Linked DNA regions of Mus musculus: regions 2 and 3 are each linked to region 1. A link is a loop called in an ENCODE intact Hi-C map of the cell type or tissue named here. Cell type or tissue: left cerebral cortex. All regions are shown on one strand.

Region 1 (2,500 bases):
CCAACCTCCCTCCATCCTGCCAGTGTCATGAGGCAACTTCTCTGCCTTTCGCTGTCCCTGCTCTTTCTGTCCTACTGGCTCCCTAGTAATGCTGATAGAATTACTCACCCCTACACTGAAACCCCCTTTCTGTAATTAAATGCACATGTTTGAGGGTAGATTAAAAACTGCAAACACCATGTGGAGAGGTTCAGAGTAAGCACAATGTTAAGTACTTTCTTAAATTTAAACTTCTCATTTATGGAAATCAGTAGAAAGGTAAACTTCAAAACCTTTCCAGTGTTAAGGGTGAAGCGTGACGTCATCACTCTGGTTAACTGATCTAACCTCAAGTGTTTGTTCTCTGAGACCACTGTCAAACTGATACCCACACTTTTAAGTACAGATTCATCTACTTTGTTTAAAGGTGTTGGGAAGTAAAAATGTACCCCAAAAGACCAACGCTGCCACCCGCCAACACGCTTCTGGACACGATACACTTTTCTTCTTCCCATTTCTTCACAGATCTTTACCAAAAAGCAGGGAGTTAAATTCGCTTGCAGAAGTCTGTGTCCTTTCCTCACTGGCCTGCCTGCCCGCGCACTCGCCCACTCCCCTGCTGTCCATTCTGTTCCCAGAGACTGCCATGCACAGAGGCTCTCAATAGGACAAGATTCCATTCCTGCCTTTGATATTTTACCCCAGAAGGTGATGGCATTTATGCCCGATCCAGTCATTGACACTTTCTATCATTCAGTGCTCCTGATGCTGGGCATTTATCATGTGAAATGAAGTGACTGGTGACAGACAAACCTACTTCTTCTCCACACATTTTGTTCTTACCTATGTTTTCTTTCATGTTTTTGTACTTCAAGAATTTATCAGAGGCTAGGAATCCAAGTGAGAGAAAACAGAAAATATTTGTATTTGCTGATGATATTTTAATCACAAGGGAGATTTTCATTCATCAAACATTTATTGGATGCATATCACGAGCCCAGCTCACTGGCAGGGTGATGCAGAGATGAAAGCCAGTCCCTGCCCTCCAGGGTCTCCATGTCAGAGTTGGGAGACAGGCAAGGAACCCAACAAGGACAACACAGCAATGCCCCGCCCCCCCACTCCCGCATGCTGTGTGCAGGCCACTGGAGGGAGGGAGGGCCTGGCTTATCTCAGGCAGCATGTGGATGATGGCTTTTTTATGTGACACATTCAGTAACCTTTAGATTATTTCAGATTTTAAACTATGCATTTATTTTAATGTATAAAAAATGCATAGTGAGTGCATTAAACCATGAGTTCATGGACAACACTGTATGATAAAGTTGGAGAGTCTTAGAGTTTAAAAAAAACGTGTGTGCCGGGAGGGTGGCTCAGTGCTGAGGATGGGCCTAGTATGACTAAGGCCTGGCTTGAACCCAACCTGGAAAGAAGGAAAAGTGTGCTTCACAGATATGGATACATACCATACATACATACATACATACATGAGAAAGTGTGCTTCGCAGAGATGGATACATACATACATGCATGAGAAAGTGTGCTACACAGAGATGGATACATACATACATGAGAAAGTGTGCTTCACAGAGATACATACATACATGCATACATACATGAGAAAGTGTGCTGCACAGAGATGGATACCTACATTCATGAGATGTTGGCCAGCCCATGGGCCATCACAGGGTCACCATGCTACACAGCTGAGATCTCCAGTGTTCCCGAGTTGCACTTCCTTGAGGACATAGAAGGAAAGGCTCCAGTGCGGCCTGGGGTGTTTCCATTAGGTGAAAGGCAGAGCATGAGAATCCCCCAGCCCAGCACCTTGTCAGACTCATCATATGAAGAATTGGCACAAACTCCATTCCTGAGTCTGGGAATCTCAGAAGCCATGTGTCACTGCAATTACCCTTAAACTGCTTCTGATGGAGAGTTGCTGTGCAGTAGTTAGTTTTAATCCACACCCCAGGGTACTCGGGCTTGATATCTGAATGGGACTACATCCTCCCTCAGGTATTTAGATAATGTTTGAAAGACTAATGAAGTGTAGAATTCCAGAGGCAGTTAAGACTGTGTGGCAGCTTTTTTTTATCTTATTAATTAGTTACTCTTAATTAGCATAGCTAATAATGATGGATTAATACATTAGAAATGGTACTGAAATATGAGGACTGGCTTGAAGCCTCGTCATTAGCACGTCCATCACACGTGAGAAAGGTTATCAGTCTCTCAGGGGACCCCGCTGGGTCTCTATGAAATTCTGTCCTTGGCTGGATTCTATCTTAGTCTAGCAGGAAGATTTTTATCACTAATTTTGACTAGAAGTTTAGACGACTTCCGTTGCTAGAACATTCTCACATTGGCCTCATGGGAACCTTTCACTAAAGCTGTTACCACTCCTCACCGTCAGGAGAGATGGCAGGGACTTCAGTGGAGGGGGTGAGGGGGGGCGGATGACAATGTGCAGTCAGTGGTATATACTGCTGTGTGGTAAAGTTCAGCTAGGATCTGCCTTGAT
Region 2 (2,500 bases), 53 kb before region 1:
AACCCACTGCGCCAATCTTGTGTGGCCAGGCCCCACTGCACATGCTGGCGGCTCCTGAATGAACAGAGCCAAGGTGAATGCCGGGTGACTGGGACAGAGATGTGGCAGTGGGAGTCGAAGGGAGTGGTGTAGACTGTAGACACTTCCTCGCTGCCTCCGGTGTCCGGGGTGACTGGATACGTGGGAAATGCCAGCTGCTTGGTGTCAGTGACACTTGAACAGCAGTGCAATGTGCGGCTTACTTCTGTCACACTTTGTTTCCAATATACTTTTTGGCATTCTCCACATTTCCAAAATGAGTTTTTCCTTTCGTAGACAATATGCTATTACAATAAAAGCCTTTCTGAAACTAGGCATAGTGGCTTATGCCTATGACCCAGCACTCAGGAGGCAGAGGCAGGAGGATTGCCATAAGGTCAAACCCAGCCTGGTCTACATAGCATGCGAAGGCTATCACATACTAAGACCATATCTAAAGGGGAGGAATAAAAAGAACCACTGTGGAGGAACTGAACAGGCACGTTCTAGAATTACACAGACAATTGAGGGACAATAGGCAGGCGACAGTAACAGTAGAAAGGGGCCGGATGGAAAGAGGAGAGTTTTAATGAGCAGGGGGCCCTGAGACTCACAGCTGGCGTGGGCTAAATTCCTGGAGTGTTAAATCAAGTAATAACAAAAATATTACTATGCTTTACATAGGAGATTTCATGACTTCCCGAGAGGCCAACCGTCCCTCTCTGCTTCTTTGTTCCTCCCAAGGAATGTCTGTTCTTCTGGGCTCAACGTCTTTCCAGTGAGTCCTTGTTTATGCAGAAGCTAGAAGGCCCAAACAGAAAGCCAACCCGACTGTTTTAAGTAACCCTGCTGACATGGTGCTGTCGAGTCAGGGCCATGCCCTGTGGTGTGGAGACATGTGTGCTAGGCTCTCCTGCCTCCCAGACACTACCTGTGCTGTTAGACTTCTCATGGTTTCACACTTGACCCTGGAATGATGCCTGGAAGCTCTCTGATGGTTTGCTTTGCTCTGACTTCAAGGGTTTCGTCCTGGGAGAGTTTTCTTTCTTTTTAAAGCCCTACAAAGTCATGGATATAGCCTGAAATTGAGGCTTTCCCATCTGTGGAGAGAAAGAAATAAAAAATTCTTCTCATATAAATATATTCACGGAGAACAAGCTTATTCTTCTTCTTGCTACCTCTACCGTGTGGGTGGAACACAAACCGGAGTGTGGGCTCTACTTGCCTTTGCATGGTCTATTCTCCCAGACTTGGAGAAAATAGCTAATTTTCATCACCAAATTGATTTGTGAATGGCCACTGGAAAAATGATGGGAAAATTCTTATCAAAAACTGCAGAATATGTTATCAAACCCACATTAGATTACAGATAGTATAGGTTTTGTAGCAAGAGTAAAGATTTATCCTAGTAGGAAACTGCTTACTATTTTGTTGTTGTTGTTCTGAGACAAATCTGTGTCACCCAGGCTAGTCTGGGCGTCCATCACCCTGCTGTTGCCTCCCAAGCAGCTGGGTCACAGGCATGGGGGCCACCACTCCTGGCTGGGACAGTCATTTTCTAACATTTGCTTACAGTATACCCATCTGTGAGCCGCAGCTTTGCGGGGGGGGGGGGGAACTCACAAAAAAAAATGGACAAAACAAAATCTAAACTGTGTCCCTTTACAGACTTGAAAACAGTGATGTGGGTAACAGCTGTTCCTTGTGGCAGTGGATTGTGGGCACTGTTATTATTATATTTAAAATAGGTTTCTTGGATAGTTCTTTCAGATATTAAAGCCTTGAAAAGAAATTTTTTCCAAATAACTTGTTAGTTCATAATTGACTACATATACACTCTATGGCTGCATGTCACAGGTAAAGTGACCAGGGGCTGCCAGCTTTTATGTGAAGTATGCATACATGTCAGGTCATGTCTAACTTGATTGTAAAATATGTTTTCAGGATGTATAAACTATAAACATCTCTATTTTAATGGATAATTAGAAAAAACAGTTTATGCGAATGAACTGAAGGTTCTAAAAGGCTGAGTTGAACCCCCAAAGTGAGGGAGCCAAGCTGTCATATCTGGAAGCAACTGATTCTAAGGAGGGAAAGGGCAACATGGAGGTGGCTGGTCAGCTTTAGTATTTCAATTCAGCAGCTATGGCTGGTGAATGGCCTATGAGACAAAGAAAGAGGAGGAAGAGGAAGAGGAGGAGGAAGGAGAGGAAGAGGAGGAGGAAGAGGAGGAGGGTGTGCTCAGAGCTGGGCTGGACTCTGCAGTGGCCCTTGTCTATGGGGTTCCCTAGAGCACAGTGGGAAGGAGCTCATGTCTGCATGTTCCTGGGGCCCCTCCATATCTCTGTCAGGTTATAGTTCCTGGTTACATATGTGCAATTGTGGTGACACTGACTGGTTATTCTTGACTTAGGAAGAGACACTTGCCTTCCCTGAGTTCTGAGTTTTTTTGTTTTTTGTTTTGTTTTTTTAAACCCACTGT
Region 3 (2,500 bases), 160 kb after region 1:
ATACTTAAAATTGTGTCAATTACCCGGAAGAAGAGATGGAATAAGGAGCTGTTCATGTGACTGATGGCATACAATTGATGACTTCATAAAACAGGCTCTCTGCTGCCGTGAAAGCAAAGGAACGCTCCAGCTCCTCACTGATACAGAGACCTCCCTCAGACCTACCCGAGGGCTGAAGAGCTGCTGCGTGTGCTATCACACAGACCATCGGCCACTTTTTCCAAGCACCATTTTGTTCCATTGGAAGGAGAGGCGGGAAATGTACACTTGCTCTTGTCTGCATACAGATCTGGAGAAATGCATGAAAACTCACTCCCAGTAGTTACCTGTACTGGAAACCTGAGGGAGTCAGAAGGAGGAACCAAGATGGGAAGCAGATGGCAAGGGGAATTCCACGCGCATCTTCGTCATACTCATACCTCCACCACCACCACCACCACCACCACGCCAGCAGCACCCTCCCAAGCATCTGCGGGGTCTTATTTTAACTCCGTGGCAGAGAACTTCAGGCTGTATTTTTAGGAAAACTCGTCAGCACTTGCCTATGAATATTTTGCTAGATAGCTTACATAATAGGAAATTTTCAAGGTTACAGAATTTTCCAAAACAACTGAACCGTTTCCCAAGGGAGAAGAAGGATTGGCCAGGATGCTGACAGGGATGCCACGGGGAGCAATCACACTCTCTACCCTGTGAGAGGGAACAAGAATTCAGTGAGCCCTTTCCACTCCCAGTTTCTGGAGATATGTGACATCAGACATATGGGCAGATCTACACACAAGCAAAGTAAGAAGGGGTCACTAATGGCCCCTGAACAATGGCAGGGACCAGTGTTTTGCCTGCTTAACCACAATCAGTAAACCTCTAAAACTGGGCAGGTAAATGGTGAACTCAGGAGCTAAGTATCCCCTAAGAAACCTCTTCATGGCTCATGTAAAAAACACTTAGAAAGTAGATAAAGGGCACTGGCTGTAGCCTTGTGTCCCAGCACTCAGGAGACATAAGCAAGCAATCCATAAGCTTGAGGCCAGCCTGGTCTACATACTAAGTTCTAGGCCAGCCAAGGATATGTAGTGATACCCTCTCTAAACAAAGAAAACAAACAAAAGAAGACGTCAATGCAGAAAACATTGTACACATGCGATGGCACACACACATAGACACAAACACAACAAATAAACAAAATAAAATGTAATAAAATATTGAAATACAATAATTAATACAGTGCTCTTAAAAATCAAAGCAAATGAAAATATTGATCAGGAGGAAATACTTAGAAATAATATCACATTTCTTACTTTAAAAAAAAATCTATCTTATGAGCTCTAACCTAAAATCTGTCTACAGAGAATGGAGAGATTTATAGTTATTAAAATAATTTAATCATAAAAAACAGAAATACATTAATTATTTATAAAATTGAAAGTGTTAGAGACATTTTTTAAGAAGGCATAAAAGAGGGGGCTAGAGAGATGGCTCAGTGGTTAAGAGCACTGACTGCTCTCCTGAAGGTCCTAAGTTCAAATCCCAGCAACCACATGGTAGCTCACAATCACCCATAATGAGATCTGATGCCCTCTTCTGGTGTGTCTGAAGACAGCTACAGTGTACTTAGATACAAAAATAAATAAATCTGTTAAAAAAAAAAAAAAAGACATAAAGGCTCCTGATAGGTTGAGGGAAATTCTGTGAATAAAGCTACAAAGTTTTATTGAACAACATGTTTTTAGAGTTAAGATAAATAAAACTAATGAGAGAATAAGAGGATGAAAGTTGAAAGCAAGGACTTCAGACATTAATAAGAAGGCAGAAAAATGAGACTCCAATGGACCATGAAAACGGAGGGTCAGAGAGAGTCCAAGGGACCACGACATCCAGTTCCATGAAGGGGTTGTCAAGGAAAACTGAGAGAGAGTTAAGACACAAATTGAGAAAGGGGCCCAAACACAGGTCAGTTCTTTCTTTTCTTTCTTCTTCTTTTTTTTTCCCCGAGACAAGGTTTCTCTGTATAGCCCTGGCTGTCCTGGAACTCACTTTGTAGACCAAGCTGGCCTCAAATTCAGAAATCCGCCTGCCTCTGCCTCCCGAGTGCTGGGATTAAAGGCGTGCACCACCATGCCCGGCAGGTCATTTCTGAGGTATCATGTCTACTATAGTGGGAAGAAATACAATAGAAAAAAAGACTAAACACCTAAAATTCTCCTCATACATATTTTTAAATGCCATATTCTGCTTCCTCTAAATGCAAGAATATTTACAGGCACACACGAGAAAATGCCACTCTCCACAGAGCTTGGGGATTTTTGCATTTTCTTTAAGCTGGTGCTGACCCCCAGCAGATGAATGATGGATCAATAGCACCATCCTGCCACTGTGATTCTCTTTGGACAAAGCTCTGCTGGGTAACATTTCAGTCCTGCGGTAAGAGTGGAATAACTCAGGCAGAAAGGCCTAGGAAGGAGGACATTTATTAAAGTGACAGACTACCTGAGCAGCGCAC

The links. Hi-C counts contacts between places; a loop is a spot of excess contacts. Peaks named below come from ENCODE experiments on the same cell type or tissue, not always from the same donor. Only the 100,000 strongest peaks of a DNase experiment are listed, where the experiment ranks them.
Region 2: a loop joins it to region 1, with 2.2 times the contacts of the local background. A loop is called at or near these places in 2 of 42 quality-filtered maps.
Region 3: it touches region 1 in a loop (13-fold over the local background); 2 of 42 quality-filtered maps call a loop at or near these places.

What each region holds. Positions count from the first base shown.
Region 1 is chr19:55,521,611-55,524,110 of GRCm38, reverse strand. The region is part of intron 7 of Vti1a (vesicle transport through interaction with t-SNAREs 1A); the gene reads right to left. Among named protein-coding and RNA genes, the nearest start is that of Gm41871, 180 kb to the left of the region's middle. In left cerebral cortex, no CTCF peak of the experiment used is centred here; DNase peaks (open chromatin) are centred at 576 and 1,341; H3K27ac peaks cover 743 bases.
Region 2 is chr19:55,575,092-55,577,591 of GRCm38, reverse strand. The region is part of intron 7 of Vti1a (vesicle transport through interaction with t-SNAREs 1A); the gene reads right to left. Among named protein-coding and RNA genes, the nearest start is that of Gm41871, 120 kb to the left of the region's middle. In left cerebral cortex, no CTCF peak of the experiment used is centred here; a DNase peak (open chromatin) is centred at 1,202; H3K27ac peaks cover 388 bases.
Region 3 is chr19:55,360,748-55,363,247 of GRCm38, reverse strand. The region is part of intron 3 of Vti1a (vesicle transport through interaction with t-SNAREs 1A); the gene reads right to left. Among named protein-coding and RNA genes, the nearest start is that of Vti1a, 46 kb to the right of the region's middle. In left cerebral cortex, a CTCF peak has its summit at 1,559 (motif pointing left); a DNase peak (open chromatin) is centred at 456; H3K27ac peaks cover 825 bases.